Linked DNA regions of Homo sapiens: region 2 is linked to region 1. A link is a loop called in an ENCODE intact Hi-C map of the cell type or tissue named here. Cell type or tissue: natural killer cell. All regions are shown on one strand. Each heading gives the region's core, and the rest is flanking DNA. Links, peaks and the distances in the headings are about the cores only. Region 1 overlaps UST (uronyl 2-sulfotransferase). Region 2 has its middle 180 kb from the start of UST.

The links. Peaks named below come from ENCODE experiments on the same cell type or tissue, not always from the same donor. Only the 100,000 strongest peaks of a DNase experiment are listed, where the experiment ranks them.
Region 2: it touches region 1 in a loop (8-fold over the local background); 2 of 110 quality-filtered maps call a loop at or near these places.

Annotation. Positions count from the first base shown.
Region 1 is chr6:148,754,657-148,770,408 of GRCh38, forward strand. All of the region lies in intron 1 of UST (uronyl 2-sulfotransferase), which reads left to right. It overlaps LOC107986659 (a long non-coding RNA gene), which reads right to left. Exons shown (of 2, transcript XR_001744408.2): 1 at 6,176-15,752; 2 at 3,248-5,323. Among named protein-coding and RNA genes, the nearest start is that of UST, 16 kb to the left of the region's middle. RefSeq lists enhancers at 6,062-6,812, 7,066-7,205, 14,597-15,227. In natural killer cell, for the core only: no CTCF peak of the experiment used is centred there; DNase peaks (open chromatin) are centred at 6,415 and 6,995; H3K4me3 peaks cover 1,188 bases; H3K27ac peaks cover 2,500 bases.
Region 2 is chr6:148,557,134-148,572,885 of GRCh38, forward strand. It overlaps the pseudogene SNRPEP6. Among named protein-coding and RNA genes, the nearest start is that of UST, 180 kb to the right of the region's middle. RefSeq lists a silencer at 2,714-2,893. In natural killer cell, for the core only: no CTCF peak of the experiment used is centred there; DNase peaks (open chromatin) are centred at 9,408 and 9,738; H3K27ac peaks cover 343 bases; H3K27me3 peaks cover 68 bases.

The DNA.
Region 1 (15,752 bases), core at 5,540-8,039:
ACAGTAGACCCTTTTCAGATATATGATCTTGCTATTAATTTGGGGGTTGGGAAATATGATACTGACTTAAATACAATACTGTTATGTATTGTTCACTATATTATAGGTGTTCACCTTATCAAGGAGCAAGAAATTAGTTTTATATGTAAATGAGTTTTAAAGTGTTAAGTACGGTACCTGGGTATATAGTAAAACCTAAATAAACTCTAAAGATGGATTGAAAACAAGGATCTGTTCTAAAGAATCCTGGGGGTCTTGTTTTACAGTTATGGATTACTTTGAATATTAAACACTTTACATTTATCTCTAAGGTATGATAATTCATGGATAGTTAACACTTAACCTATTTTAGAGATGTCACAAAGATTGCTGTGACTTGTATGTGGAATATGAATTTAGCTAATTTTTGAACAGCAGATTATAGTACAATGGTTATATTTTGTCTTTATATTTGCTCACTAGAATGGAGCCGATGAGCTCAGCAGGAGAAAACATTTGGGTTTATTATGTTCCTTATACAATATATGAAGCAACCAAGGAAATCTTAAGCATTCTCATGAAATTGGAATTCATATGCAATTTATTTTGTATTCATGTTGTGGTATAATATGAAGGACAAATATATAGGAACAGTATTTGCTACGTATGTTTCTCTTGAGTAAAATAACTTATGAGTTTTAAGAAGAAATATTGTTTTTACAAAAATGACAGAAAATTTTAGTAGGTTTCAAAAATATATATAATCAAAATAAGAAGCTCTAAAATAACTGCAGTCAATTAGATGCTGCTTGGCCTCAGTTTGAATAATTGGCAACACTCTCTGAAATGGTCTGCCTCTATGTCTCTACCCAAATCTCATCTTGAATTGTAGTTCCCATAATCCCCACATGTTGTGGGAGGAACCCTGTGGGAGGTAATTGAATCATGGGGGCGGTTAACCCCCATGCTGTTCTTGTGATAGTGAGTTCTCATGAGATCTGATGGTTTCTTTTTTTTTTCTTTTTTTTTTTAATACACATTCCCCAAAACTGGATTACTGGGGTCCAGTATTCCAATTATGAGCATTTTTAATTTATTAAATTTTGTTAAATATTTTAGATCAAAATGTTGAAGTAATTTACACATAATTCACATTTCCTGCCACCTCCACAGAGCTAGATGTCATCTCTATAGTTCTGGTAATCATCCAGGTGAAAAATGGTAATATTTTTTAATTATACTTTAAGTTCTAGGGTACATGTGCACAACGTGCAGGTTTGTTACATACGTATACATGTGCCATCTTGGTGTGCTGCACCCATTAACTCGTCATTTACATTAGGTATATCTCCTAATGCTATCCCTCCCCCCTCCCCCCACCCCACGACAGGCCCCGGTGTGTGATGTTCCCCTTCCTGTGTCCAAGTGTTCTCATTGTTCAATTCCCACCTATGAGTGAGAACATGCGGTGTTTGGTTTTTTGTCCTTGTGATAGTTTGCTGAGAATAATGGTTTCCAGCTTCATCCATGTCCCTACAAAGGACATGAGCTCATCCTTTTTTATGGCTGCAAAGATCTGATGGTTTCATAAGGGGCTTTTCCCCTTTGCTCAGCACTTCTCTCTCCTGCCACCATGAGAAGAAGGATGTGTTTGCATCCCCTTCTGCCATCATTGTAAGTTTCTTGAGGCATACCCAGCCATGTGGAACTGTGAGTCAATTAAACCTCTTTCCTTTAAAAATCACCCACTCTCAGGTATGTCCTTATAGCAGCATGAGAACGGACTAATACACTGTCATTCAAAATTACCAGGGAACCAGATATAGCTGCTTAGTCTTGAAGCTACGCCATACCTCTTGGTCTGTCTCAGGGTTTATATTGATTGTCTATAATTTCCCCAAAACTGCCACTGATTCATTTTTGTTGTCTCGCTGCCTGCTTAGACTTCTGCTAATGTCTTTGTACTGATTGTTTAGGAAGGTACAATTCCAATTAGGATCTCTAAACTCCTGTAAGTATTTGTTTATTTCATGATCTCTTATGAAGTTTTGACATTCTACCTTGTATTGTGATCATCTGTGAGCAAGCACCTTGAAGGGAGGAAGCTTATTCAGTGCTTCGCATCCCTGCTCTGACATCTCTTCTGGGTGCTCCACACAGGCCCTCAGGAAGTGGCTGTTGATTCAGTATATTTGCTGAGCAACTGTTCTTCACTAGGATTCCAAATCCTGCTTTGTTTGGTCTCTATTTAGAGAATATGGGGAGGGATGCCAAGAAGGACTCTAGCTCAGTTGATGCCTTTAGCCTATTTCTTTCTTGCTCTTTGAAGCTGATGCTCCAAGCAAATACATTACAACCACTTATGACATATGAGTACATATAGTTTTGTTTAGAGGTGGTTGCCCATTCTAGAGTGTAGTGGTGCCATCAGAGCTCACTGCAGCCTCAACCTCCTGGGCTCAAGCCATCCTCCCACCTCAGCTTCTTGAGAAGCTGGGACTACAGGCACAAGCCATCATACCTGGTAACACAAACATTTCCTTCTGTGCACAGAGATAACTGTCCACTTCTTACCTTTGGGCATTTGGAATTACACTTTTAGAGCTCTCTCTGTAATTAAGAATAGCTGAGATCAGTTTAGAGATTTGTGTGCATACAGTTAGAATGCAAACTTCTTGTTACTTGTCATTTTCTGAAATCCTAGACCAGTTGTTTTGGAAGTTTGCAGAATAGCTGTTATTTCTGTAGGTTAGTGTCTTCTTTAGGTAGCAATTTGTGTTAAATTAGCCAGTATGTTTCAAGCATGACTTTAAGTCATGAAGGAGATGAGACCGTGGAATGATGTGATTTTTGAAATAGGGACTGAACAGAGTTTAACCTAGAACTGCAACACGACCATACTGTAAAATTAGGTCTCAATCCACCAACCCATTTACACTTGTTTGGTGAAAGATACTATAATAACCTTAAGTCATGGCTTTGATTAGGCAATTCTTAGTTAATTCATTAATAGATGATTTAAATAACCTATTACCTTTAACTGTACTGCATTTCTGGAAACACCATTGCTGTTTTTTAGTTCAAGGAGTACAATTTTCATAATCTTGATGAAAGAAAAATGAGAATATTCTGAGACATATGAATTCCTTTGTTCAGTCATTCAACAAATATTCATGGAAGGCCTTCTTTGGGGCAGAAGCATCAGGCAGTAGGAAGGATATAGGTTTTGGAGCAGAGCTCCGGGTGTGAAGCACTGTGTTACCATTTATTAGCTGGGACAGCTTGAATAATTTTATTAACTTCTCTGAACCTCTGATGTTTTGATGTATACAATAGGATTAATAATTGCTGTTTTACAGGATACTTCTCTAACCCAAGGCCTGACATTTAAGTTCAACAATTGCCAATTTTCTCAGCTTGTTCTTTGCTTCCCTTTAACTCCCTCTTCATTTAGCACACATACACATATGAGTGTACACACACACTCATATCAGAACACAGCTGGGGGAGTATACAGATTCACTGATAACCTGACTTCCAATTGAAAGAAGCAATCAAACCTAGAAATACACAATTACTTCACTAGTATTTGGCAAGGGCTCTTCAACACCTGACAAGTTCCGGTAATTCATCCATCCCACTAATTACATATATGTACCCCTTCCTGCTTCTTCTCTTCTGCTTCCTGGAGATAGTCTTTAAATGACACATTTTTTGCACAGCCTGATTTCCTCTGTTTTGAATTTATCCACACTACTTTTTTTGTTCCTGCATTCACAAAATAAAAATAGCTGTGTGGAGGGAGTATGCTGGCGCTTACTCTCTGGGATAGCCAGCTGTTCTAGGATTGCACTAGTGATCCATAAGATACATCCTTTCAGAAATAATCACAATGCCAGGCATACACTGTGCCTGCTCCCAGAACTTCCCCCATTCATGACGAAACTACCACGTCCAGTAGTACGCCCACTTTCTTTTCTCAGTTCCCACTTCCCTCTCATTGACAGTCAGAGCAAGAGCAGTGAACCGCAGAAGCAGATCTTGTGTCTTCACTTGCTTGTTTCCCAAGCTCAGCCTCTCTGTGTTGCCTTGCTCTGTTAGCCTCCAGTAGGTGTTGCGGCAAGTGAGAGCCATACCATCTGGCATGGCCAATCACCCAGTTCCTTGAGCAGTTGAAGGCAAATGCTGATTTTACATTATTTCGTAGAAAGTTGTATTTTGTTTGGGGACCTTAAAAACCCTGACCTTGTCATCCAGCACAGAGCTTCCTGCTTTAACACAAAGGCTGTTTGACATGAATGCCTTCCCATTGGATAAACAGAACCGTCAGGCAGAGCCATGCGGCTGGATGGAGGGGGCACTAGGCCTGGGTGTGCAGGGTGACCCGACAATAAGTCAGTTGTCGGTGTTAAGTCATGTGAGCCTCCAAGGCTTCAGTGTCTTCATCTCTACAATGAAGGAGTTTCATTAGATCCATGATTCTCAGCTGTTTCCGTTCCTTAGGACCCTCATCCATAGCAGTGTTTCCATAGGGTCTTGACTGTCCCTATGGGAATACATCTCAGTGGCCAGGAGAGGGAGAAAGGGCATGGCATTGGAAGTCCTTTTAAAAAAGTCCCTGAGCTCACGCCTGTAATCCCAGCACTTTGGGAGGCCGAGGTGGGTGGATCACGAGGTCAGGAGATCGAGACCATCCTGGCTAACATGGTGAAACCCCGTCTCTACTAAAAAATACAAAAAAATTAGCCGGGCGTGGTCGCGGGCGCCTGTAGTCCCAGCTACTAGGGAGGCTGAGGCAGGAGAATGTCATGAACCCAGGAGGCGGAGCTTGCAGTGAGCCGAGATCGCACCACTGCACTCCAGCCCGGGCGACAGAGCGAGACTCCATCCCAAAATAAATAAATAAATAAAAATAAAAAAATAAAAGAATGCGGCGTACGCGGTGGTTCACGCCTGTAATCCCAGCTCCCTGGGAGGCCGAGGCGGACGGATCACAAGGTGAGGAGATCGAGACCGTCCTGGCTAACACGGTGAAACCCCGTCTGTACTAAAAATACAAAAAATTAGCCGGGCATGGTGGTGGGCGCTTGTAGCCCCAGCTACTCGGGAGGCTGAGGCAGGAGAATGGTGTGAACCCGGGAGGTGGAGCTTGCAGTGAGACAAGATCGCACCACTGTACTCCAGCCTGGGCGACAGAGCGAGACTCTGTCTCAAAAAAAAAAAAAAAAAAAAAAAAGTCCCTGAGGTAATTTTTCTGTGCACTCCCAGGGGAGAGTGTTTCTTTTCTCTTGAGAATCACTGAAGTAGATCGTTCTAAGATCTCTGCTGTTCTTCAAATCATGTGCTGAAAGAGACAAGAGGTCATATAATTGTAGCAACTGAAACAAATATAAGGCTATTTTCTTTGGACCCAAACACTTATTTTAAAAATTGCAGAAGTCAAGTGACCAAGGCAAGTAGAATACACAAAAACATTTTAGGCCATCGTTGTCATTTTCTGAGTCTTAATCATAGTTAAATTTTTTCTAAAATTAAAATCAGCAGTGCGTTTCCTCCACCTCCGCCAGAACTTGCTCTAGAAATTAGGGGAAGCAGAATGTCCCCAGGAAGTCCTAAGAGAGAAGAAGCAGAGTAAGACATGGGTTTCCAGAGTTTAGAGTCTCACTATGTGATAGGTGAAAGCTGTGTTGTTGATGAGGATTTGCACAGCCTCCTCCCGGTTGCCTGCTACTGACCATCCCATTTCACTGTGGGCAGCTCCAGTGGGTAAGAGGGTTCTTCACAGTGTGGTGAGCTACTCCTTTCTAGCCTCCATCCATTTTTTGCTGTTCTTCTGGAAGCTATATAGGCTTGTCTATTGGACTTTATAGTCTTCAAATAATTGAAGATACTAAAATGACTATTATGTCTACCCTGCTCTGCTACACACATAAATCTTGTCCAGACAAATAGGTCTGTTTACCAGTACTTTCTCATCAGAAGTCATTTGAAGACACAGAAAGTAAAAACCACAAAGAAAAAAAAAACTATATTAAAGTGAAAGCTCAACAGTAACACCCCATAACCATAGCAAAACAAAACAAAACAAAACAAAACAAAACAAAAAAAAACCACAAACATCTCCCCAGGAAATAGAACTAATATGCAGGTCTTTAAAAGTTCAGTTTATCAATGAGAAAAAGATAAACCAACTCACGAGATAAATGGGCAGAGTACAGGAGCAGTCACAGAAGAGGAGACACGGCTGGCCAGTAAGCACAAAGAGAAATGAAATGGTTTTGATTCCCTTACACATCTTAGCCCCCTTCCTCTGTCTACATGGCCCGTAAAAGCCACAGAACTGAACAGTTTTCCAGTTCCCTCAGTGAGCCTGCTTTGTGCAGTGGTATGTTACTGTCAGAAGGGATCCTCTTCGAAGCTGTGGTATTTGAGAATGACTGCTCCTCCCACCGCTTTTCTGAGGGTGTTAGCAGGAGTGCAACAGAGCCTTACTTCAAGGCCCCCAGCGGGCTGGCTGGAACCCTGCTTCAGCTCCTCCAAGCACGTGCGGCCAAGTTCTGGGAGCCACGTCGATGTGGGTTGATGGGTCCCCTGAGACGCCCTCTCTGCTCAGAACACAGCCAGTAAGCCATGGGCAGATCACAACAAACAGCACCCTGCCTTCTGCTCCGCCTCCCTCCATCTACCACACTGCCAAGTTCCTAAGAAGCTTAGGGGAGAAGGAACTGCTGTGGTGCTTAGAATGCAGTGTCTTGCCTGAAAGTATTTTCTCAGTCTTTGAGAAAACAGTGGAACTGACTCATCTGGTCAGAGCTTTACAGAAATGTGATTGCAGATCTCTTGCAATTTCATTCTGCTTTAGTGTCAGAATTCATCCGACAACGTGCCAAAAAAAAAAAAAGTGTGTAAAATCACATACAGATTTAGATACTTCAAGAGGAAGTTATTTTTACCACAGTGGGGAAGAAACCAGAAAGTGCCGATTGGTGGAGAATGCCCGGCAGGGCTGAGGAAGGAGGGTGGGCACCTGAGCAACCTGGGCCTGGCCACACTCACCCCTGCAGCCTTGCCAGCCTGGCCCGGGGATTGTGGTGTGGTCACCTCTTAGCAGGTGGAGGGAGGAGTTCCTGTGTGGAAGATCTGCTTGAAGGAGGAAATGTTGATATAACCCCCGAGTGTGGAGCCAACTTCAGCAGTGCGGGGTTAACATGGGTTACTCTTGAAAATGTGTTGCGTGCTCTCCCAACAGTCCATAGAAGCAGCTCTCTAACAGCTGCATGGGACACAAAAGTAAAAATGGAGAAACGATTCCAGAAAACCACATAAATATAAAAACCAAATGGCGCAGTGTCTTTATTTTGTTTTGGCAGATAACAGGATTGAGGCCACCTTGTTTTCTTTGCTCATGCATTTCCCAACTCAAAAGGCTGTTCTTGTTTGCTTGTAGAGCAGAGATCCAAGGCCTGAGAGACCCTGAAATGTTTGTAGTTATATTCTTCATTCGTGCTGCGAGATAAAGAGTTTTCCCAGAAACTAAAGGGAGGGAACAGGAAATATTTGTTAAGATCCATAACCTCTGGCTTTTGTCTCCTCTTTTCACCTGGGCAAAGGATATCAGTGATAATATTTTGGGTCTCATAAGATGATGAATTGTTCAAATGTATTTGGAGAATACTTTATTCAAGCATCTTTGTCTTTCTTTCCTATTCCTTGTGGCTGAAGAGAGGCATGTGCTTTTTATGCAAGGGTCTTGAAATGTATGCAGTTACCATGGTGGCACTCTGTCTCTGACCCAAACTCTGTCATAGAGTGTATGTTTAGCCATGTTTTCAGGGGTGCTTCCTAGCGTGGTCAGGAGAAACTGCTAGAGCTGAATTTGGTTGCTGGGCAGGCTTCTATCTTTTTTTTTTTTTTTTAATAGATGCAGGGAGTATAAGTGCATGCTTTTTACATGGGTATATTGCATAATGGTGAGGTTTGGGTTCCTAGTGTACCCATTACCCAAATAGTGAACACTGTACACAAAAGGTAATTTTTCAATCATCAAGCCTTTTCTCCCTCCCTGCTTTTGAGAGTCCCCATTGTCTGTTATTTCCCTCTGTATGTCCATGTGTACCCATTGTTTAGCTCTCACTTCTAAGTGAGAATGTGTGGTATTTGAGTTTTTGTTTCTGAGTTACTTCACTTAGGACAATGGTCTTCAGCTCCATTCCTGTTGCTGCAAAAGACATCTGTATATAGACCACATTTTCTTTATCCAGTCATCTGTTGATGGACAGTTAGTTTCATTCCCTGACTTTGCTGTTGTGAATAGTGCTATGATAAACATACAAGGGCAGGTGTTTATTTGATAGAATGATTCTTTTCCTTCCCGTAGATACCCAGTAGTGGGATTGCTGGGTCGAATGGTAGTTCGATTTTTAGTTCTTTGAGAAATCTCCATACTGTTTTCCACAGAGGTTGTACTAATTTACATTCCCACTAACAGTGTGTACATGTTCCCATTTCTCCCCATCCTTGCCAACATCTGTTGTTTTTTGACTTTTTAATACTAGTCATTCTGACTGGTGTGAGATGGTATCTCATTGTGGTTTTAATTTGCATTTCTCTGATAATTAGTGATACTGAGCATTTTCTCCTTTGTATTTTTGTGGGCTGCTTGTATATCTTCTTTTGAAAAATGTCTGTTCATGTCCTTTGCCCACTTTTTAATAGGGTTATTTGCTTTTTTCTTGTTGAGTTATTTGAGTTCCTTGTATAGATTCTGGATATTAGTCCTTTGTGGGATGCATTTTTGCAAATATTTTCTCCCTTTCTGCAAGTTGTTTGTTTACTCTGTTGATTCTTTCTTTGCTGTACAGAAGCTCTTTAGTTTAATTAAGTCCCTTTTGTTTATTTTTGTTTTTGTTGCATTGCTTAGCCATATATTCTTTGCCCAGGCCAATGTTCAGAAGAGTTTTTCCTAGGTTTTCTTCTAGGATTCTTATAGTTTCAGGTTTTACCTTTAAGTCTTTAATTCATCTTGAGTTAACTTTTTATATGGTAAGAAAAGGGGTCCAGTTTCATTCTTCTGCATATGGCTGTCCAATTTTTCCAGCACCACTTATTGAATAGGGTATCCTTTCCCCATCGTATATTTTTGCCAACTTTGTTTATGATCAGTTGGTTGTAGGTAAGCGGCTTTATTTCTGGGTTCTCTACTATCTTCTATTGCTCTATATGTCTGTTTTTGTACCAGTACCATGCTGTTTTGGTTACTATAGTCTTGTAGTATAATTTGAATTCAGATAATGCTATCCCTCCAGCTTTGTTCTTTTTGCTTAGGATTGCTTTGACTATTCAGGGTCTTTTTGGTTCCATATGAATTTTAGGATTGTTTTTTCTAATTCTGTGAAAATGACATCGGTAATTTGATAGGAATTGCATGTAATCTATATGTTACTTTGGATAGTATGGGCATTTTAATGATATTGATTCTTCCAATCCACATGCTTGGGATGCTTTTCCATTTGTTTGTGTCATCTACAGTTTTTTTAATCAATGTTTTATAATTCTTGTGGAGATTTTTCACCTCCTTGGTTAAATGCATTCCTAGGAGTTTTATTATTTTTTGTGGCTATTGTAAATGATATTGAGTTCTTGATTTGGCTCTCAGCTTGAACATTATTGGTGTATAGAAATGCTGATTTTTGTACATTGATTTTGTGTCCTGAAACTTTACTGAAGTAATTTATCAAATCTAGAAGTCTTTTGGAGGAGTCTTTAGGGTTTTCTAGGTATAAGATCATGTCATCAGCCAACAGAGATAATTTGACTTCCTCTTTTCTAATTTGGATGCCTTTTATTTCTTTCTCTTGCTATCAGGGGAACCCACCCCCGATAATTCAACGTGGGTTCTTTTCTATTTCCTTAAGTGTCGGCCGGTCTGAGAAATAAAGGGAAAGAGTACAAAAGAGAGAAATTTTAAAGCTGGGTGTCCGGAGGAGACATCACATGTCGGCAGGTTCCATGATGCCCCCTGAGCTGTAAAACCAGCAAGTTTTTATTAGCAGTTTTCAAAGGGGAGGGAGTGCATGAATAGGGTGTGGGTCACAGAGATCACATGCTTCAAGGGCAACAAAAGGTCACAAGGCAGAAGGTCAGGGCGAAACTAGAATCACTAATGAACTTCCATGTCCTGCTGTGCACACAATGTCAGGGTTCAAGAGCAGAGAACCGGTCTGACTAGAATTTGACAGGCTGGAATTTCCTAATCCTAGCAAGCCTGGGGGTGCTGCAGGAGACTAGGGTGTGTTTCATCCCTATCTATATCTGCATAAGGCAGACACTCCCAGGGCACCCATTTTAGAGGCCCCGCCCTAGGAATGCATTCTTTTCCCAACGCTGTTAATTATTAATATTCCTTACTGGGGAAAGAATTTAGCGGTATTTCTCTTACCCATTTTGGGTAATAAGAGAAAGGCAGCCAGACTTTAAGGTTATCTCCCTTGTTCCCTGAAAATCGCTGTTATCCTGTTCTTAAGGTGCCCAGATTTCATATTGTTCAAACACCACTTATTGTTTCAGCACCACTTATTGAATAGGGTATCCTTTCCCCATTGTATATTTTTGCCAACTTTGTTTACGATCAGTTGGTTGTAGGTATGTGGCTTTATTTCTGGGTTCTCTACTGTCTTCTATTGCTCTATATGTCTGTTTTTGTACCAGTACCATGCTGTTTTGGTTACTATCATCTTGTAGTATAATTTGAATTCAGATAATGCTATCCCTCCAGCTTTGTTCTTTTTGCTTAGGATTGCTTTGACTATTCAGGGTCTTTTTGGTTCCATATAAATTTTAGGATTGTTTTTTCTAATTCTGTGAAAAATGACATCGGTAATTTTCAAACACACATGCTCTACAAACAATTTGTGTAGTTAATACAATCGTCACAGGGTCCTGAGGTGACATACATCCTCAGCTTACGAAGATGATGGGATTAAGAGATTAAAGTAAAGACAGGCATAGGAAATCATGAGAGTATTGATTGGGGAAGTGATAAATGTCCATGAAATCTTCACAATTTATGTTCAGAGATTGTAGTAAAGACAGGCATAAGAAATTATAAAAGTATTAATTTGGGGAACTAATACATGTCCATGAAATCTTCACAATTTATGTTCTTCTGCCTTCAGCCTGTCCCTCCGTTCGGGGTCCCTGACTTCCTGCAGCATCTTGCCTAATTGCTCTGGCTAGGACTTCTACTATTATGTTGAATAGTGTAGTGGGAGTTGGCATTCTTGTCTTGTTCCAGTTCATAGGGGAAGTTCTTTTAAATTTTCTCCATTCAGTATGATGTTGGCTGTGGGTTTGTCCTATATGGCTTTTATTATTTTGAGGTATGTTCCTTTGATGCCTAGTTTGTTGAGGGCTTTTATCATGAAAAGATGTTAGATTTTATGGAATGCTTTTTCTGCAGCTGTTGAGATGATCGTATGGTTTTGGTTAGGCTTATATCTTCATACTTCATTTGTTTTATGGCATAATGCGTTTCTGTGCCAAAATATAGCCTCTCTTCCCCAGATTTTTTCCCTGTCACCTTGTCAGAATGATAGTTGACTTTGTTAATTGCAGAGTAAGTCTTGCTCACAAGGCTTATTCTTCATTGAAGTCTCACATCAATGAGCCTTAAAGGATCAGAGACACATGTTCTCCTATCACTCTCACCCACTCACCCACTTGCTCTCACCCACTCACCCACTTGCTCTCACCCACGCACCCACTTGCCCTCCTTTATATTTAGCTTGGCAGTCTTCCTCTGTTTTCTTTTCCATCTAGACAGGTTCATTCCTTCAACAAATGCTCATCAAGCACCAGTTATATGCTGAGTGCTAAGATAATCACCGTATTCATGGGGCTGTGTTGTACCTGGAGGGACAGAGAAGGACTTAAGATCCCGTATGAGGTGTGTTGAACAGGGGGAGTTAAAAGAGGTAGTAGAGGCAGTGATTGGTCATGCCTGGATATGGTTAGACTGATTATCTCTTTCCTAAAGGCCCTGTTGATGCTAGTAGATCAGGAGGTACTCAAGACTGGCTGCATGATAGAATAACCTGGAGAACTTTGGAGAATACAGATATGTGTTCATTTGGTCAAGGGTGTATGTGTTAAAAGCTCCATGGGTAATTCTAATATGCAACCAAAGTAAAGAACCACTGTAGCAGATACAGGGTCGGAGAGTTTTGTTTGTGCAGTAAATCCTCTTACAGTACTATTTAGGGATGCTTTATCTTAATCTATAATCTTTATTTGTCTATGACTTATAACACTTTAGCTTACAGCTTCTCTACTCTGGCATCTCTCAAACTTTAATGTGCATGCAAATCACTCGAGGATTTGTTAAGCTATAGATCCTGATGTAGCAGGTCTGGAACTGGGCTTGAGATTCTGCATTTCCAGCAAGCACCCAGGTGTAGCTGAGGTTGCAGTTGGAGGGCCACATTTTGAGTAGCAAGGGTCTATACCATAGCATTTCTGGGAAATAATGAATACCTGTAAACAACAAATATGTCAGGGTTCAGCTTAGCTCATTAAAGATCTGTGCTATTAAGCATTTCATAGATATCTTTTAAACTGAATTTTCATTCACCAGTTTGATTGTTCCAATTTAAGAACATTAAGTATTTCTTAAGTGAGAATCACACCCTTGTATGATTTCAAGTTTAAAATGGCTGTTTTTATTTATCTTTGGAAACTATAGTATTAAAATATAGGCTATTTGGAGTTTTGTGAACATACAGATTTTGACCTAATGTCAAGTTTGTTAATAAGCATTGAGAGCAAACCAACTGGTCTTAGAGATGAAGTTTCTTCAAATAGTTGTTGCAGATTCGGTACCGTTTTACCGTTTGACTGTTAGGCATACTATCAAAATTCATTACCAAAGTTTCCTGACATACAAATATTCTAGGTAAAGTTTTTTTTTTATAGCCAGAGAAAATAATTGGATGCACATAGAGTGAATAATTAGAATGACTCTGTGTAATTATTTAAAAACACAATTTTAAGAATTAATTAAAACTGTTAATACATGCTCATTGTAAAATACTGGGATACAGGAAAAAAGCACAAAGAAAATAAAACACACATTAATTTCTTTGTTCACAACTGCTTTGGTTACATGCTTCCTCCACTCTGTAGTATCATAGATATCGTTTCACATCTTTATATATTTTTTTACAACATTGGTTTTCATGGTGGCAGAGTGGCCTGTGAATATACTATTAATTCCTATAAGAAGGCTTTTTTGATATTTGGCCCATTTCTAGTTTTTTTTGTGGTTGTAGGTAAGGTTGTGATGAACATTATTAAATTGTTGCAGACTTCCCTATTGCCTTGGGATAAATTCCTAGACTTGGAATTGCTGGTTAAATGTATACCAATTTTTAAACTGATTTTACAAACCGGCACATTGATATGGCTTTGTATATTTCACTAGGAGTCTATTACCTGTTTTGCCTATACCCTTAAAAACACTGGATGCAATCTTTTAAAAATCCTTTACTCATTTGATTGGTGAAAATGATACTCTTATTCTTTAATTTGCATTTGTTTCAATATTAGTGAAAGTGAACCAGTTTATGCTTGTAAGACATGGGTCTTCTTTTGGGAATTGCAGTTTTAAATTTCTTTTGCAATTTTTCTCTATAGATGTGTTCCTCTTTCTCTTATCAATTCTAAGAGTTCTTTAGAGATGAAGGATATTAACCCTTTGACATACATGCAAGTAATAATTTCCTGGCTTTTTATTTGTCCTTTTGTTCTAAAAGTCAGTTTCTTTTATTTTTCCTGTGCATTAATTACATTTTCCCATTTATTATTCTTTTCTTTGCTTTTAGGCTTAGAAAAGACTTATATCCCATCAGATACAAATTCTCTATATTTTCTTCTCATTCTATTGTTATTTCACTTTTTCATTTACTTTTTAAATCCCATTGGCATTTATTTTGGTGTAAAGTAAATTAACTCAATGATACTGCATGTCTGTCTGGAAACAAAGTCGTCATTTTGAATGATATCCTTCTTTAACAGTAAATGAATTTTTAAAACATTAAAATGAATTGATTTGAGTTGAAAGCTTTTTAGAGGACTTTTGAAAGCCCTGTTTGTTGTTTGATCCTAAATTTTGGCAGTGGGAGTGCTTCTGAGGCCATCTGGTCCCTCTTCGCGATACTAGAACCTGTGCTTGGGCCTCTCCCTTCTGCTGCCTCTCTCAGCTATGATTCTCAGCACAGGTCCACAGATGCCCTTGTTCCTGGAGAGAACTTTTGTCCCCACATCTGTGGAACCTGTAGTTGCTAGCTCTCAGGCCAGGCAGACATGGCCACTGTCCTCCCTGGACCTCTGTTGGCCTGGATTGCCCATGTGCAGGATTGGGTAACTGTATGGATCTCAGCCTCCTGGATTCCTACTGGGTCTTGAGCAAAAAACACAACCCCTGGACAGCTGCATGCAGCCTTGCACATACACCCTTTGGGTGAGCTCCTCAACAACAGCCTGGCTGTCTGTTTGGGGTATCTCAGGAACACAGACAGCACTCATTTGAACACTATTTGTATAAGCAGCTAGATGGTGATCATTTGTTTAGTTCCTGTGAATTGTGGTCCTTTTTAATGTCTACAAAATTCAAGGCACCACAGACATTTAAAGGCCAACAAGATGGACCAGTAGAGGTATATTTTCTGTTTAGGAAATTACATTTTCTTCTGTGAATTTGCCTTTAACGGGATGTTTCATATCACAAGAGGCAGTGTAGTGTTAACAAAACATTGGGCTTCAAATCAGAAGTCTTCTGTTTGTGTCCTGGCATTGCCACCGTGCAGCTGTGTGACCTTGGGTAATTCACTTAACCTCTCTGAGTCTCTGTTGGAACTTTAGAGGGACTCTTTCTGTTCTATAACACCACCATCAAATTATAAAGAGACTGCTGTGTGGTATTCTCCAGCCTAGAATACTGTGGAAATTTGCATTTGTAATACCTGTTAATACACATACATGTCTTCAGTTTAGTCAGTCATTCAGAAGCCTGAGCACAGCAGGTGGCAGATGGGAGTATAGGAATGTAGGAGCCTGTGTTTGTGTGTGTGTGTGTGTGTGTGTGTGTGTGTGTTGTCTTCAAACAAACTCATAAAAATTCTGCCGCTAGGCATTCACAAACAGTGGTTGTTTGTTGTATAGATCCCTACTCTTTCTGTCACTTTTTTTTTTTTATAGGAAAAGACCTTCTAAGATTATGTAAATTACATTTTCGTTTACTGGCTATTTTTATGCATTTCCTGTTCTTTCAAAGGACTAGATAAAAATTTTCTGTATGTCCTAAGATCTCTGACTGCCTCACTTTAAATTGTAAAGAACGATTAAGAGTTCTAAAACATTGACCCTGCGATCATTGGATAAGATTTTAATTTTTTCAAGATTAAAAAAATTGAGTGTGCTAATGACATAAAGGTTCTTGCAAGAGCTGCTAGTCTAGCCTCTGATACAGATGTGTATAAATTCATCATCTTCGTGCAGACATTATTGGTAATAGAGATTTGCCCACATAACATGGGGAGCACAGAGGAGAAGAGAGAAGGAGAGGGATTCAGGGAAAAGGTGACACTTGAGCTGGGCATTGAAGCATAAATAGGCATTTTCTATGTAAAGATGTGGGAAAAGGGCATTCTAGATTCTAGAAAGAAGAGCACGTGCAAAGGCAAGCCACTGGGCAAAATTGTGGCATTTTTGGGCACACG
Region 2 (15,752 bases), core at 8,352-10,851, 190 kb before region 1:
TTTGGACCACCTTCTAGTCTTGGGGAATCAGTTCTATAGTTTCCGTGGCACCCAAAATGTCCTCTAGATCTTTACTTGTCAGTCCGAGTATGCAACACAAATTGTCCTCCAATGGGTAGAAAGCAAGGAAAGCGTGGTGAGAGCAGCTATTTACTGGGCAAATCACTATACTGAGTGCCTGAGGCAGTTTATACGCTTTATTCATTCAATGAACACTAAGTGGACATTCATTCTCATCCCTGTTTGACCAGTGTAGAGTCCATGAGCACAGGGACTTTGCTTATTTTTTCAATCCCAGTACCTGGTACAGTGCCTGACACATGAGGAGCTGAAAATATAAATATTGAATAACAAGGTTCAGAGAAGTTAAGACATTGTTTCAGGCTGACATAGACAGTAAGTAACAGGACTGAGATTTGAGCACAAATCCGCCTGACTCTAGAACCCACGTTCTTTATAGGATGAAAATTATCTCTAGCAACAACTGTCCCCTGAATCTCCTGAACTTTGCACATTCACTTCTCTCTCTTCACAAACAGATGTCTTAAAGTTTATCAACATGTCCCAAATGAAATATCTGGCCCCCCTGCAGATCTCTGCCCCACCCATGTCAATTTCCCCTCTCAATAACAGCTTCCAGTTACTTCGTTCAGACTTAATCATCCTTTACTTCTTTTTCCTTTCACATTCTGCATTCAACCTGTTGGGAAATCCTGTGGTCTCTGCTTTCAAAGTCTCTCCAGAATCTGACCATTCCTCACCGTCTCCACTACTACCAAACCAGCCCAAGCCACAGCCACCACCCTCGCCTCGATGCTCACTGTGGTTTCCTGCTTTTCCTGCCCCCATCTCCGCCCACCCTTGTGATCTACAGTAGCTCATACAGTAGCCTGGGTGACCTTGTTAAGGGCTGAACACTTGAATCTCCCCCAAGTTCGTATGTTGAAGCCCCAGCCTCCAGTGTGATGGTATTTGGAGGTGGGGCCTGTGGGAGATTATTAGATTTGGATGAGGTCACACAGGCGGAGCTGCATGATGGGATTAGTGCCCTTATGGGAAGAGGAAGAAGACACCAGGCATTACTTTCTCTCTCTACCATGTGAAGACACAGTGGGCAGGTGGCCAGCCGTGTGCAAGCCAGAAAGAGGACCCTCACCAGACTTTTTCTTTTTTTTTATGTTGTTGTTTTTGAGATGGAGGCCTTTTTGATTTTTTTTTTCTGAGATGGAGTCTCGCTCTGTCACCAGGCTAGAGTGCAATGGCGTGATCTCGGCACACTGCAACTTCCACCTCCTGGGTTCAAGTGATTTTCCTGCCTCAGCCTCCCGAGTAGCTGGGAGTACAGGCACGTGCCACCACACCCAGCTAATTTTTGTATTTTTAGTAGAGATGGGGTTTCACTATATTGGCCAGGCTGGTCTCGAACTCCTGACCTAGTGATCCACCTGCCTCAGCCTCCCAAAGTGCTGGGGTTACAGGCGTGAGTCACAGCGCCCAGCCTCCTCACCGGACTTTCTTGGACTTTCTAGCCTCCAGAGCTGTGAGGAAATGTTTGCTGTGTAAGTTACCCAGTCTATGGCATTTTGTTATGTATGGCAGCCCGAGCAGGCTAAGACAGACCTGTGAAAACATCAGGCAGATCGTGCCGCTCCTCTGCTCAAAACCTCCAATGGCCCCGTTTCTTTCAGAGTCAAAGGCAAATCCTTTGCGGTGGCCCAGCAGGTTCTGTGTAACCATCTCTTGTGACCTCCTAGCCTCCCCAGCCATCGCTACTCTTCAGCCACTCTGATTCAGCCACACAGGCTTTCTCCTTGGTCCGCAAGTTTAACGGACCGCTCTCACCTCGGGCCTCTGCAGGCTTCCTTCTGCCTGGAAGTCTCTTCTTCAGAAAGACCCTGTGGTTTTCTCATGCCCTTCTACAGGTCTTTGCTCAAAGGACACTTTTCAGAGTCCTGGCCTGATTCCGTCATCTGAAACTGCCTCTCCCTCAGCCTTTCCCTGGGCTACCACTCTCGAGTCCCACACCTGTGCCAGTTTCCACCTGGCGTTCATTCTCACCTTCTAACACACTGTGTCATCTTTAGGTTTATTGCTTAGTACCTTTCTCCCTTGCTACAATTTAACATCCGGGAACGCACAGGTTTGCTCCCTGGTGAACCTGAACCCTCTCCACTTGACACGTGGTATTTGCTGAATGAATGACTATTCCAGAATGACTAGCCCTTGGATCCTAAATGCAAACGCTGAAGAGGCTCTATTTTAACCCTCTTCTTTCCTAGGTTAGGAGACGGAGACCCAGAGGGGTGACACGAGGGGCTGAGGTCCATACGCGGATGGCTAGTGACAAGGTAAATAGACAAAGAGGCGGCTCCTCTCTGCGTATCCAAGGCTTAACTTTGACTTAACTTTGACCCACAGATTATTACCTTAAACCTGCTGGAGTGACCAGTTCTCAGGACTGGAAGTTGTGGAAATGACTATCAAGGGTGGTTTTGTGAACGTGTAGCTCATCACCGAAATCCACACGGAGTTTCCCTACTTTTAATGTCGGGTCACCTTCACATGTGCAGGTGCTAAATGTATCCATCCTCACATTGGGCACTACCAGGAACAGAAACATCTAATTTATTGTCTGTGGAAAATACAAAAATTGTTTCATAAAAAAAGAGAAAAACCTACAATTTTGGATTTCTTATGGATTTCCAAGTCAAAAAACAGTGGCTTAGAAAGAAATCAGGGCCCAGAGCCGGTTTCAGGTTTCGGCCTCCGTCTTGCCGAGCGAGCCGCTGCTGCAGTGCGTGGCCGCCAGAGGGCACTGCTTCGCCAGGCTGGAGGCCGAGCCAGCTCGCCGGGAGGCGCTGGTGGGAGGCGCGGGAGCCCCCGGGAGGAGCGCGTCCACGCCGCGCGGTGCGGAGCCGAGCCGCAGCCCCGAAACCGAGTGCGGCGGCAGCAGGGCCGGCAGGACCGCCACGACTCACCAAGTGAGCAGCGAGACCTGGAGTCCTGTAACCAAAACACCTATTAAAACTCCCAGGAGAGCGATGATGGGTGACCGATGGAACTCCTGGCTGCTTTCATGACCGGAGCTGGGCGGCCGCCTCGGTGTCCTGCACCTGCTGGGGTGCAGCGTCCACGTGTCTGTGTGTGCGCAGGCGCCCTCTTGCCTACTGCGGGAGCAAGCTGGGGGAAGCCGGATTAGGTCACTCCAAGGCCCTAAACTTTAGATGTCAAGCAATGGTGAGGGAACACCAGCCGCATTTTTTGTCTGAACATTTATTTGCTCATGGCCCAGAATAGCCTAGCAGTATAAGAGCAGCTGCCATCACTCAGTCCTGATGTGTAGTGAACGTACACACTCCTGAGAGCAGTTACCCTTCACAGGATGCCTGTGCACCGAACACCGAGATCCCCACTTTATAGCTGAAGGAACTGCAGCCACGAAGGTCGCAGGGAGAAGAGATGAGATTTGACCTTGTGTTATTTTATTCTGATGCCCTTTGGCTTAACAACTACTGAATAACTCCCTGGTTCTCAGCAGAACCCGTGAGAGATGTATAATTCGAGATTTTTTGCACGGAATTGGCTTAATTGCGAGGTGTGACGAGGCAAGTCTGAAATCCATAGGGCAGGCTGATCATCAGGAAGGACAGGCTGGAACTCACAGACACCAGCTGATGCTGCTGTCCACCATGACATTTCTTCTTCATCAAGGACGCCTCAGCTTTGCTTCTAAGGCCTTCTGATGCATTGAATCAGGCCCATCTGGATTGTCTAGGACAGGGGTCCCCAGCCCCTGGGCCACAGACTGGTACCAGTCCATGGCCTGTTAGGATCTGATTGCCTGTGAGATCAGTGGCATTGGATTCTCACAGGATCGCAAACCCTACTGTGAACTACACATGCAAGGGATCTAGGCTTCAGGCTCCTTATGAGAATCTAATGCCTGATGATCTGTCCTTGCCTCCCATCACCCCCAGAAGGGACCATCTAGTTGCAGGAAGACAAGCTCAGGGCTCCCACTGATTCTACATTATGGTGAGTATGTAATAATAATAGAAAGAAAGATGCACAATAAATGAAACATGCTTGAATCATCCTGAAACCATCCCCTCGCACCCCACCCCATCTACGGAAAAATTTTCTTGCATGGAACTGGTGACCAGTGCCAAAACGGTTGGGGACTGCTGGTCTAGGATACTCTCCCTTACTTAAAGTCAACTGATTTGGGGTTTTAATTTCATCTACAAAATACCTTCATAGAAACACCTAAGTTTGTGTTTCATTGAATAACTGGGGAGAGTAGAACACCATTATACCTGGGAAGCTTTGCAAAGGAGGCTGCCCGGGGCCTACTGCAGACCAATTGAATCTGAACTTCAGGGAATGAAGTCTGGACATTCATGAGTTTTTGCAAGTTCCACAAGTTATTCTGATGCATAGTAAGGGTTAAAAACTATGAGTATCTTCAGTGAAGGAGTTCCTGGGGCCTTGAAATTTACATTGAGCCACCAGCACTTGGTCCACTGTGCTGGGATCACAGGAGAAAAGACAGCGCCCAGCCTGGAGGTGGTGTGCTCTGGAGTTGTGCTTGCTCTGTGACCCCAGGCAGGTCCTTTCACTGCTCAGCCTCATTGTCATTATTTGTGCACATAGCAGGTGCCGGGAAAAGACCTGCCTGCCCCACTGACCTTTCTGCGAAAGCCACCCCTCTGCTGTCTGATGGCAGAATCTCTGCTTTGTTTGGCCTCATTATTTCCAGTCCCAGGACATGAATCGTAATTGGCTCAAACCAGTGGCAGCTGTGTCGGCCCCTCCCTCCCAAGCCCCCTTTGCCAGCTTCCCTTGCAGCCATTAGTGGCCACAGGACCCAACTGTATCCAATAAGGCACAGGCGGAGGGTGATATTTTCCTCACTCATAGAAGATTCTCCTGCCACCTCCCAGGCAACAGTAAAGATGAGGGTAGGGCAGCAGCCACATGGACCACATCAATGACTCAAGCCCACCCAACAGGGAGGAAAATCAGAAACTAGTCACAGCTTGTGTCCTCAATGCCACTTTGGAGCCAGGGCATTGTTTTCCTCCTTCAATTATAAAGTATTTGCAAGAATGCCTGCCCTGATTGGCAGTAGTCAAGGCAGGGAAAGGGAGAGAAAGATTCTGTAGCTGTTTCATTTCAGAGCTTTGGAATGTGTGGAGCTAACAGGGGTTTTGGAGAGGGAAGATTCAGAACTCAATGATCTAGCTGAACGTGGATTCCCCTGGCTCTAGTGCCTCCACATAGAGAAAAACCTCTTATTTACCACAGGCTCCTTCAGTAAATAACGATTCATCCTGAATATCTCAATGTCCCCTCAATGTCTCCTGAATATCGCATGGTGACTCCTATTTCATCCGTGCTTGAATTTTCTTCCTATCCTAGAGTCCTCCCCACATTCTTCTTTCTCTGTCTGTCTGAATTTTATCATCTGAAGTCAAGCCTCCTTCAGCAAGACTCAAGTAACTCCAGTCAACACCACCCCTTCCTGACAGCCCAGAATGCCCTTAGTTAAGGCATCGGATCTCAGAATCACAGAAGATCCCGGAGGAAGGGGACCCATCTAGCAGTTTAAACCTGCAAAGCATATCATTTCTTCCTTTGCCTTTTCCTAAACCATCAAGTCCTAACAAATCAATGTAAAACCACATTTGAAAGTGACACAGATTGGCTGAAATTCTGTTGGAGGACATGTTGCTATCTCTCATACATGCTCCTGTTTAATTAAATATGTCATTAGTCTAAAGGTCCTGTAATAGAGGTAAGAGAATGCTGAGAACTTCCAGTTTGTCCCATCTCTGAAAGCAAGTAACCTCTTTGATCTGCTTGACCAACAATGTCCCCGGGTAATTAGTGACTACTTGCCTTAAAATGGAGTCACTAGGAAGGGTCCCTGAAACTTCATGGGGGTGACTGGGTATCCACCTAGGTGGGGAACTGGCAGGTCTTTTTCATTTGGCAGCTGCTTCAAGTCCTGCTTAGCCAGGCTGGTTAGAGTTTACACTCTAAGCTCAGAAAGGGCTCAAGCTCCCCCCACCGTAGGAACTCTGGTCAGAACTCAGCGAAGCCATGCAGGGGAAGTTAGGGACTTTGCACTGGTCCTGGCCTCTCCCCTCCCTTCCATCGTAGCCTGGATGCCATCTGTCTCATGCAGCTGCCTGGGAGGGCAGACCTGGGAACGTCTCCCTCAGGAAGACAAGGCCTCTCTCTCTGAAGACCATGTAGGCACTGGGGCAGGCGCAGGACAGCTGAGGCAGGCTGGAGGCTGACCTCTCTCTCTTCTTGACAGGTGGAGGGATAGGGTTTGGGGTTTCCACACCGAGGTCATTAGGGCACATCAGAAGATGGGACCTCACTGTCCCTTTGTCCTCTGGAATAGCTCTTCTGAGATTCATTTCACCCACTTCCCCATTGGCTAATTCCAGTCCTCTTCTAGCTCCAATAAGCCTCCTCTTGGCTTCTATCCCATGTGCCAAGGTGAAAATCTATTTCAAGAGATTGTTTTAGAAGCAGTGGGTATTGGTGGGAGTGTAAATTAGTTCAACTATTGTGGAAGACAGTGTGGCAATTCCTCAAAGATCTAGAGGCAGAAACACCATTTGACCAAGCAATCCCATTACTGAGCATATACCCAAAGGAATATACATCATTCTGTTATAAAGATACATGCATGCGTATGTTCATGGCAGCACTATTCACAATAGAAAAGATGTGGAATCAACCCAAATGCTCATCAATGATAGATTGAGTAAAGAAAATATGATACATATACACCATGGAATACTATGCAGCCATAAAAAGAATGAGACCACGTCCTTTACAGGGACGTGGATGGAGTTGAAAACTATTATCATCCTCAGCAAACTAATGCAGGAACAGAAAACCAAACACCACATGTTATCACTCAGAAGTGGGAGCTAAATGATGAGAACACATGGACACATGGTGGGGAGGAACACACACTGAGGCCCATCAGAGTGGGGAATGGCAGGAGGGAGAGCATCAGGAAGAATAACTAATGGATGCTGGGCTTAATACCGAGGTGATGGGCGACCTGTGCAGGAAACAACCATGGCACACGTTTACCTATGTAACAAAACTGCACATCCTGCACATGTACCCCTGAACTTAAAAGTTGAAGAAAATAAAGAAGCAGTGGGTAATGGTAGGTTTGGAGGAAAGGTGGATAAAGAGGGAGACATTCTAAGTTGCCCCATATCTGGGACCTGAAGCTTGGACCAAAAACAAGTTATCCTTTCTTTTGGTTTGAGTTCGTCCCTGCAGAATGGTTCACTACATCTGCAAGGGCCCCAGTGGCTGCCAGAGTCCACCTAGAGACCAGAAGAAGGCTCCACATGAGATGGCTGCAGCTCTTGCAATACCCTGCAGTGATCTGCAGAGCAGATTCAGTGCCGGACACAGGGACAGTGTGTGCATTTCTTCCATCTTCCTAGGGGAGCTTTCCACAAGTTTTCCAAGGGCCCTTTCAGCTGTGGTCTAAATTCAGGGCCTTGGCACCACCCCAGGGAGGAAGCTCATTTACTTTGGCACCTAGGCACTTCCTAGTTAGTCCCAGCTCCAAACGTATGGAATTGGGCTTTGCTGAGTCCCGTGGTAGTATTTCTCTGCGCTGTCAGGACAGATGGAGACTGTGGTTGCGCCAGCCATCAGGGACCTCCCATTCTCCCTCCCTAGGGTTCCTCCCCTGCTGGCTTTGAGGTTTAAGGGAGTAGCCCACAAAAGAACGTTTGATGAGGGGTTCATGCTGGTCGGATCGTGGAGGATTGTTACAAATACTCAAACTTTCCTTGCAGATATTTTTCCCCTCCAAAATTGGAGAAAATGCATAGCGTTCCTTGCAGGAATCTTTTCAAAAGGTATGTAAAGAATGATTTTCACAAACCAAGAAATCAATTTTTTTCTTCAGGCACTGCCAGGTGAGGCCAAATATACGCCCAATGGTAGAAAAATGGATGGACTGGTTTCTATCATAACACTCTCTAAAAATGTGCAAACTGGACAATTAATTTACTCTCATATTTGGCAGAGAAAGGAGAGGTGGCATTGCTAGCACCCGTTACTTTCCCAAAGCTGCCCTCAGAAATGTGTTAACTACTTGGTTGCCATGCAGGTGGCCACTTGTGCTAGTGTCCAGGTTATCAACCCAAGCTTCCCTCTCCTATTTTTCCACCCAGAAAAACAATGGGTAGTCATGGAGAAGACATGTAAGAGGCTGTCCCTCCATCAACATTAGTGGAAAGATCTCCATGTTTCACCCAAACGCTGAGCGCTGCGATGTCTCTTGGCCTGATTTCCCCAGGGAGCAGAATGCTAAGCCACACTGGCCTTGGCCCTGCTTCTAGCACTTGCTAAACCATGCGGGCAGAGGCTGTGCTGAGTGCTGTCTCAGAGGTCTGAGCTTCTGTCACGGTTTCCTTCATTCATCGCCAGATACTAACTCACCCACTTCTAAGGGATGGCAACCAGAATTTGTCTTCAAATTTAGTTGCTTTATGGAATTTTATAGACTGTTTTATCCTTATTTTTGACTTCTTCGTGTTTTTATTGACTTTGGCAGGGAGTAGGGCTGGACAAAAAGTGTCTTGGAAGTGAGAGGCGGTGGAAACTGAGTGCTTTCACCAGGGTGATGACAAGTCATTCTGTGTCTCCTTTCTTTCTTCCTGGCTAAATATTTGTTGGTTATGTTTCTGTACAAGATAAAATTCCTAAAAAGGAAAATAACTCAAAGTTTAGACAGGGTTTCATTTTGATATTAAAGTATTTTGCATGTCATTTTTTAAAAAGTGGAGTCCTTATTTAACGGGAGGAAAGGGCTCTCCTGCCTCCCTGCTTCCACAGCCCCGGGATAGACTTCGCAGCCTATGGAGTCATCACACCACACTGTCATTAGTGCCCACGTCGATATTCTCCTCCCTGGACTGAGCTCCCAGGAAACAAGAATTGGCATGCTGCATCATTCCTACCCCACCAACCAGCGCAGCGCCTCCTCCATGCCAGGGCTCCACAGGTATTTGTTGGATGAAGAGTACACAACCAGAAAGTTAACGCCAGCACCTTTTTTTTTCTTTTTTCAGGAGCCTACCCTAAGGGAGAGTGGAAATGAGCAAAAAAGGAATGTGCAGCCCGGGGACTTTAGGTCTGCTCCAGCCTGTGCCTGCCAGCCTTGGCCACTCTGCCCTAACTTCTAGTTCTGTCTTCTGGGACGTTGCTTTACAAGCTGTGCAACACAGTGAAGGAAGTAAGTCATGTCTTTATCCTCACCAGTGGTCAGTGGGTCAGTTATCCTGCCTAGCACCACCCATGCAAATACACAAGCATTTCCTCTTTGACTGACTCACTTGGCGAAGGCGTGGGCAGAACCACACAACTCTTCCACCAAGAATGATGAAGTACATGATTGTGTTTTCATGTGAGCAAGCATTGTGAAGCCAGGAACTTTCCTCTTCCTCACATTTCAGACCACATGCATTTGTGTTTTGTTTGCTTCCTCATGCAGGAGGCAGCAATTATGGCAGGGGAGAGACAAGAGGAGTAGCAGAGGCCTTTCAGTGGGTCATCCAGAGAGGCATCTAAAGGTGCCTCTGCTCCAGAACAGTATTTGATGCATATAAAGGACATAGAAATGGCTGACACTTGGGTTTAGGTAGTTTCCCTGGTGCGAACCTCAAAAATACCGGCCTGATATGTGGTGAAATCTTGGTCAACCTCAATGCTAATGCTGGAACTGCCTCTTGCACAGAGATGCTTAACTCAGGGGTCCACAAACGTGAATAGAAGAATTTTATCATTTTTTTCCTTCCAACTAACTTCTGACTGCAATTTAGCATTTTCTTCAATTCTGAATGTAAGCAACAATTGCCAGTATTAGCACTGTCTGTGACATCACCCATAAAAACCACAGATATTTTTTCTTTCTTTCTTTTCTTTCTTTCTTTCTCTTTCTTTTCTTTTCTTTCTTTCCTTCTTTCTTCCTTTCCTTCTTTCTCTCTCTCTCTTTCTTTAATTCTTCTTTCTTTCCTTTCTTTTTCTTTCTTTCTTTCAATTCAAACAATCCTACAGCATTTATTGTCATCTTGTAATGACATAAGGGTAATCCAAACAATGTGAATAAATGTTCATATTGGACAAAGGACATCTAAAAAACAAAGTGTATCCTTCTCAACAATTTCTCACTTAATTGATCATTTCTAGTTGGAGACACTTTGTAGCAGAGTAATAGTACCTCCTTTTAGCATGATCTGACCCAGCTGTCTTCTTGACTTTGTTTTAGAATGAATCTCTTCTGCATCATCTAATACAAGGTTCTTACACTCATCAAAACCAATGATAAAGCTTCCTGTCCAGATTCACTTGCTCATAGACCCACACCTGAATCCAGGGTCTATTTTGTAAGTATCTGAAGATGAGGTTGATGGGCTGCACCATAACCTTCTGCACTTTCTGGCCCTGGCTGTGGTACACCATGGTGGAATCCCACAGAAAGCACACTGACCCACACGCTACCTCAGCCAGCAACTTCTGGAATAAAAAACCGAAAATGGGCTGGGCATGGTGGCTCACACCTGTAATCTCAGCACTATGGGAGGCCGAGGCAGGCAGATGGCTTGAGGCCAGGAGTTCGAGACCAGCCTGGCCAACATGGCGAAACCCCCTCTCTACTAAAATACAAAAAAATAGCTGGTTGTGATGGTTCACGCCTGTAATCCCAGCTACCCAGCTACTTGAGAGTCTGAGGTGGGAGGATAGTTTGAACCCAGGAGGCAGAGTCTGCAGTGAGCTGAGATCATGCCATGGCACTCCAACCTGAGCAACAGAGTAAGACTCTGTCTCAAAAATAAATAAACCGGAAGCGGAAGTGTTCAAAACACAGATATTTTCATGTCACTTCAGAGTGGCTACAAATAGCCCATGATGTTATTTGTACTCATCACTACTTAGAAATGATGTAGCTATTGAACCCACTGCTAGATCTTGGTTTTTAGTGCGGTAATATAGAAGCACTTGTGTATTACAGTTCTCCAGAGGTGGTAAAAAAAATGTATGTGTACATATATAACTATGTACGTGTACATATATGCATATATATACCCACAAATTTTATATTATATATAAAATTTTGTTATATATAATTATATTACCTATAATATACTTATATTTTATATTTTATATGCATATGTGCATATATAATAATATATACAATGTAAATACATTATATATTAATTATATAATTATTTTATATATTATATAATTATATAATAATTATATTATATTATATATATAATAATTATATTATATTATATATAATAATTATATTATATTATATATAATAATTATATTATATTATATATAATAATATTATATATATTATATAATAATTAATATAACATTTATATATTATATAATATATAACATTTATATATTATATAATATATATTACTATAATATAAATGTGTATCTATATCTATATCTATATCTATATCTATCTATAGATATAGATATCTGCCCTATCCTGCTTATGCAAAGCAACATCCCAGAAGGCAGAACTAGAAGTTAGGGCAGAGCGGCCAAGGCTGGCAGGCACAGGCTGGAACACAGACCTAAAGTCCCCAGGCTGCACATTCCATTTTTGCTCAATTCCACTCTCCCTTGGGGTAGCCTCCTGAAAAAGGAAAAAAGATATAGGTGCTGGCGTACTTTCTTGTTGTGTACTCTTCATCCAACAAATACTTGTGGAGCCCTGGCACGGAGGAGGCGCTGCGCTGGTTGGTGGGGTAGGAATGATGCAGCATGTCAATTCTTGCTCCCTGGGAGCTCAGTCCAGGGAGGAGAACATCGACATGGGCACTAATGACAGTGTGGTGTGATGACTCCACAGGCGGCGAAGTCTATCCCGGGGTTATGGAAGCAGGGAGGCAGGAGGGCCCATTCCTCCTGTTAAATAAGGACTCCACTTAAAAAAAAACCACGCAAAATGCATTAATGTTAAAATGAAACCCTGTCTAAACTTTGAGTTATTTTCCTTTTTAGGAATTTTATCCTGTATACATATATATGTGCGTGTGTATTTGTGTTTGTGTGTGTCTGTGTCTGTGTATAAATAAAATAAGGTATTGTCTATCACAATCATGGAGGTCAAGAAGTCCTACAACCTGCCATCTTCAAGCTAGAGACTTGGGGAGCCTGGTGGTACAGTTCTGAGAACCAGGGGACCAATGGTGTAAGTTTCCACTGAAGGGTGAAGACAGATGTCTGTGCTCAACAGTTAGGCACAGCGAGCAAATTCCCCTTTCCTCCAGCTTTTTGTTGTATTCGGTCCCTCAATAGATTGGCTGATGCCCATCTACAATGCTTTACTGAGGCTGCCATTCAATTCTAACCTCATCTGGAAACACCCTCACAGACATACCCAGAAATCATGTTTAGCCAGCTCTCTGGGCTCCGCATGATGCCATAAAGTTCACACATAGAATTAATCATCAAACTATATCACAAATTTGGTTTTGCTTTTTGTTTGTTTTGTTTTGTTTTTTTGAGACAGGGTCTCACTCTGCCACCCAGGCTGGAGTGCAGTGGCGTAATCACAGCTCACTGCAGCCTCAAACTTCTGGGCTGAAGTGATCCTACCGTCTCAGCCTCCCAAGCAGCTAGGACTACAGGTGTGCACACCATGCCTGGCTAATTTTTTAAAAAATTTTGTAGAGACGAGGTCTTGCGATGTTGTCGAGGACGGTCTTGAACTCCTGGCCTCAAGTGATCCTCCTGCTGTGGCTTCCCAAAGTGCTGAGATAACAGGCGTGAGCCACAGCAACTGGCCACAAATTTGTTTTTTTTTTTAATAATTTACATTACTTTGTTTTGATTTCATTGGTTTCTTTGTAATTCTATGTATTTTAGACTATGCATATTAAAAACATTATTTTGAGAAAAGATACACAGGCTTCACCAGACAGTCAAAGAAGCTCATGGCACCAAAAAAATCTTAAGAACCCCCGTGGAGAACAGGTTTGCCATGTGGCCCCCCAGCCCTTGTTTGGCCACTTCCTTGGTGGAAACAAATCCTTCTCAAAATCATACATTCTGTTTTATATTCTTTAAATACATTGAAGGGAAGAAGGGGTGAGCTGGCTATCAATTTATTGCCCCTCTGCTCTAAATGGACTCTTTGTCGCTTACCCACCCTGAAGCCGAGCACTGTGAGTTTCTCCTTTGTGTGTGCATACAGGGCACTGGCGGGACCAATGCAGGAGGAAGGGGCTTCTCTTCCTAGCACCCAGCACGCTTCCTTTCCTTTCTCATTGCTCCTCCTGCACGGCTACCAGTGACATAGGAGGTGGGCATCCACTGGTACTCCCCGAACCAAGCTTCGGTGGCACCCTACAGTTCTTAGTGAGTTCCATGTTGCCCTTTCCTGCCTATCAGCCACAGCCCACGGGCACCAGCAGGAGGCTTTTGGAAGCTTCCTCTGCCAGCCTGAGAGAGGCAGTGGCTGTTTCCTGCCAGCTCAGCCCTGTGACTTGGACCAATTCTGACCTGGGTCAGTTCAGGAAACTAATCTATCATCCATCGGGTAGCAGCCACACCTTCCCAGTGAGGCCTGACTAGCAGTTTTGGGGAAGGAGGCTTCTGCAGTTGTTTTGTAGGGCTGGTGTAACAAAGTACCACGCACTGGCTGACTTAAACAACAAAAATGCATTGTCTTCCCATTCTGGAGGCTGCATAACTAAGTAGGAGGTATGGGCAGCGTTAGTTCCTTCAGAGGGCTGGGAGAGAGACTCTGCTCCTGCTTCTGGGGCTTTGCTGGCAATCTTTGGCATTCCTTGGCTTGTGGAAACATCCCGATCACTGCCTTCATCTGCACATGGTGTTCTCCCTGTGTGCATGTCTGTGTCCACATTTCCTTCTTCCATAAGGGACACGAGTCACATTGGATCAGGGGCACACCCTGTTCCCACATGACCTTATCCTAACTTAATTAATTATATCCGTGATGGCTTCACTTCCAAATAAGGTCACCTTCTCAGTAGGACTTCAGTGCATGTATTCTGGGGGACACAAATCGGCCCCCCTTTGAAGTGTGTTTCTTCCTTCAGGACTCTCAGCCTTAGGCTATTCTTTAGCGGTGTTTTTGACCCCTTCACCGTTGACACCCTGGTCAGTAGGTGTTGTGTTTTACTCTAATTTGGTCTTGTGGTCTCTCTCAGGAGAGTGGCCACAAACTTTAGCCCTGCCCTTGAAGCGCTCCAGGGAACTTCATCATGGATGTTTACAGTGAGCCTTTCGTGGAGTACCTCTTTATTCTGGCAGACAACCTAATGCTTAAATGTGTGACCCACGGCCAGGGGTCCCTCTCACAGAACACCTGTTGATACTGGTAGGTCCCCTTGTGGCTTCTGTCTGACCTGTGTGCAGTTTATTCCCACCAAGATGGCCGCTCTCTAGGAGAGCCCTGAGCAGGAGAGAAGTCAGGGGAGACACAGAAGAGCAGTTGCACAGAGCCCATGAAGAAACAGAAGCAGTTCATCACATACAGATCGCAGACAGAACAGGGCAGTGGCACGCTGCCCTGCAGGGCACACTGAAGGGCACACTGCAAGGCCAACAGGAAGAAAGGGGCTCCGTCCATGACATGCAAGCTCAACTAGTGGGTGGGGCATGAGAGAGAGAGATTGGGATGTGTGGGATGAAGGCTTTATGAGGGTCCAGGGTGGTACCTACACATGTTCTATATGTTCAGGGCCATAGCGATGGCTGAGGCCCCCTCTCTAAGAGCTGAAAGTGTGATAGTGGACACTGAGAGGGGAGAAACCTGTGTTAGTTAAGTGCTGTGGGACTGCTTTACCAAGAACGTGACTCTTTTTTTTTTTGAGACAGTCTCACTCTGTTGCCCAAGCTGTAGTGCAGTGGCACAATCTCGACTCACTGCAGCCTCTGCCTTGAAGGCTCAAGAAATCCTCCCACATCAGCCTCCCCAGTAACTGGGACTACAGGCTCACAGCACCACACTCAGCTAATTTTTTAATTTTTGGGGGGCCAGATGCGATGTCTCACACCTGTAACCCCAGCACTTTGGGAGGCTGAGGTGGGTAGATTGCTTGAGTCTAGGAGTTTGAGAGCAGCCTGGGCAACATGGTGAGACCTTGTCTCTACTAAAAATTAAAAAAATTAGCTGAATGTGGTGAAATGCGCCTGTGATCCCAGCTACTTCAGAGGCTGAGATAGGAGGATTACTTGAGCCCAGAGGGGTTGAAGCCACAGTGAACCATGATTGCACCACTGCGCTCGAGACTGGGCGACAGAGCAAGACCCTGTCTCAAAAAAAAAAAAGTTCATAAAGACAAGGTCTCATTATATTGCCCAGGGTGGTCTCAAACTCCTGGATTCAAGCTCATGAGCCACCGTGCCTAGTGTGAAGGTAACTCTTAAATCTGACTCTTGAACTCTGAGTCTTGGAGGAGAACAAACCAGAAAGAGAATGAGGGAAGAACATTCTATACAGATGAAAGAAATGGAACAAAGACATGAAATAAACTGGGCATGGTTTATTAGGAAAACCCCATTAGGAATGGTTAAAGGAAGCAACGGTGTTAAACCTAGAAAAAAGATCATGTTTCTCAACACGCCGGATTCCCATGTCCTTAAATTGCTTGTGGGCTGAAACCACGTGCAGTTACAGTAGACCGTTCACGCTCCCAGAA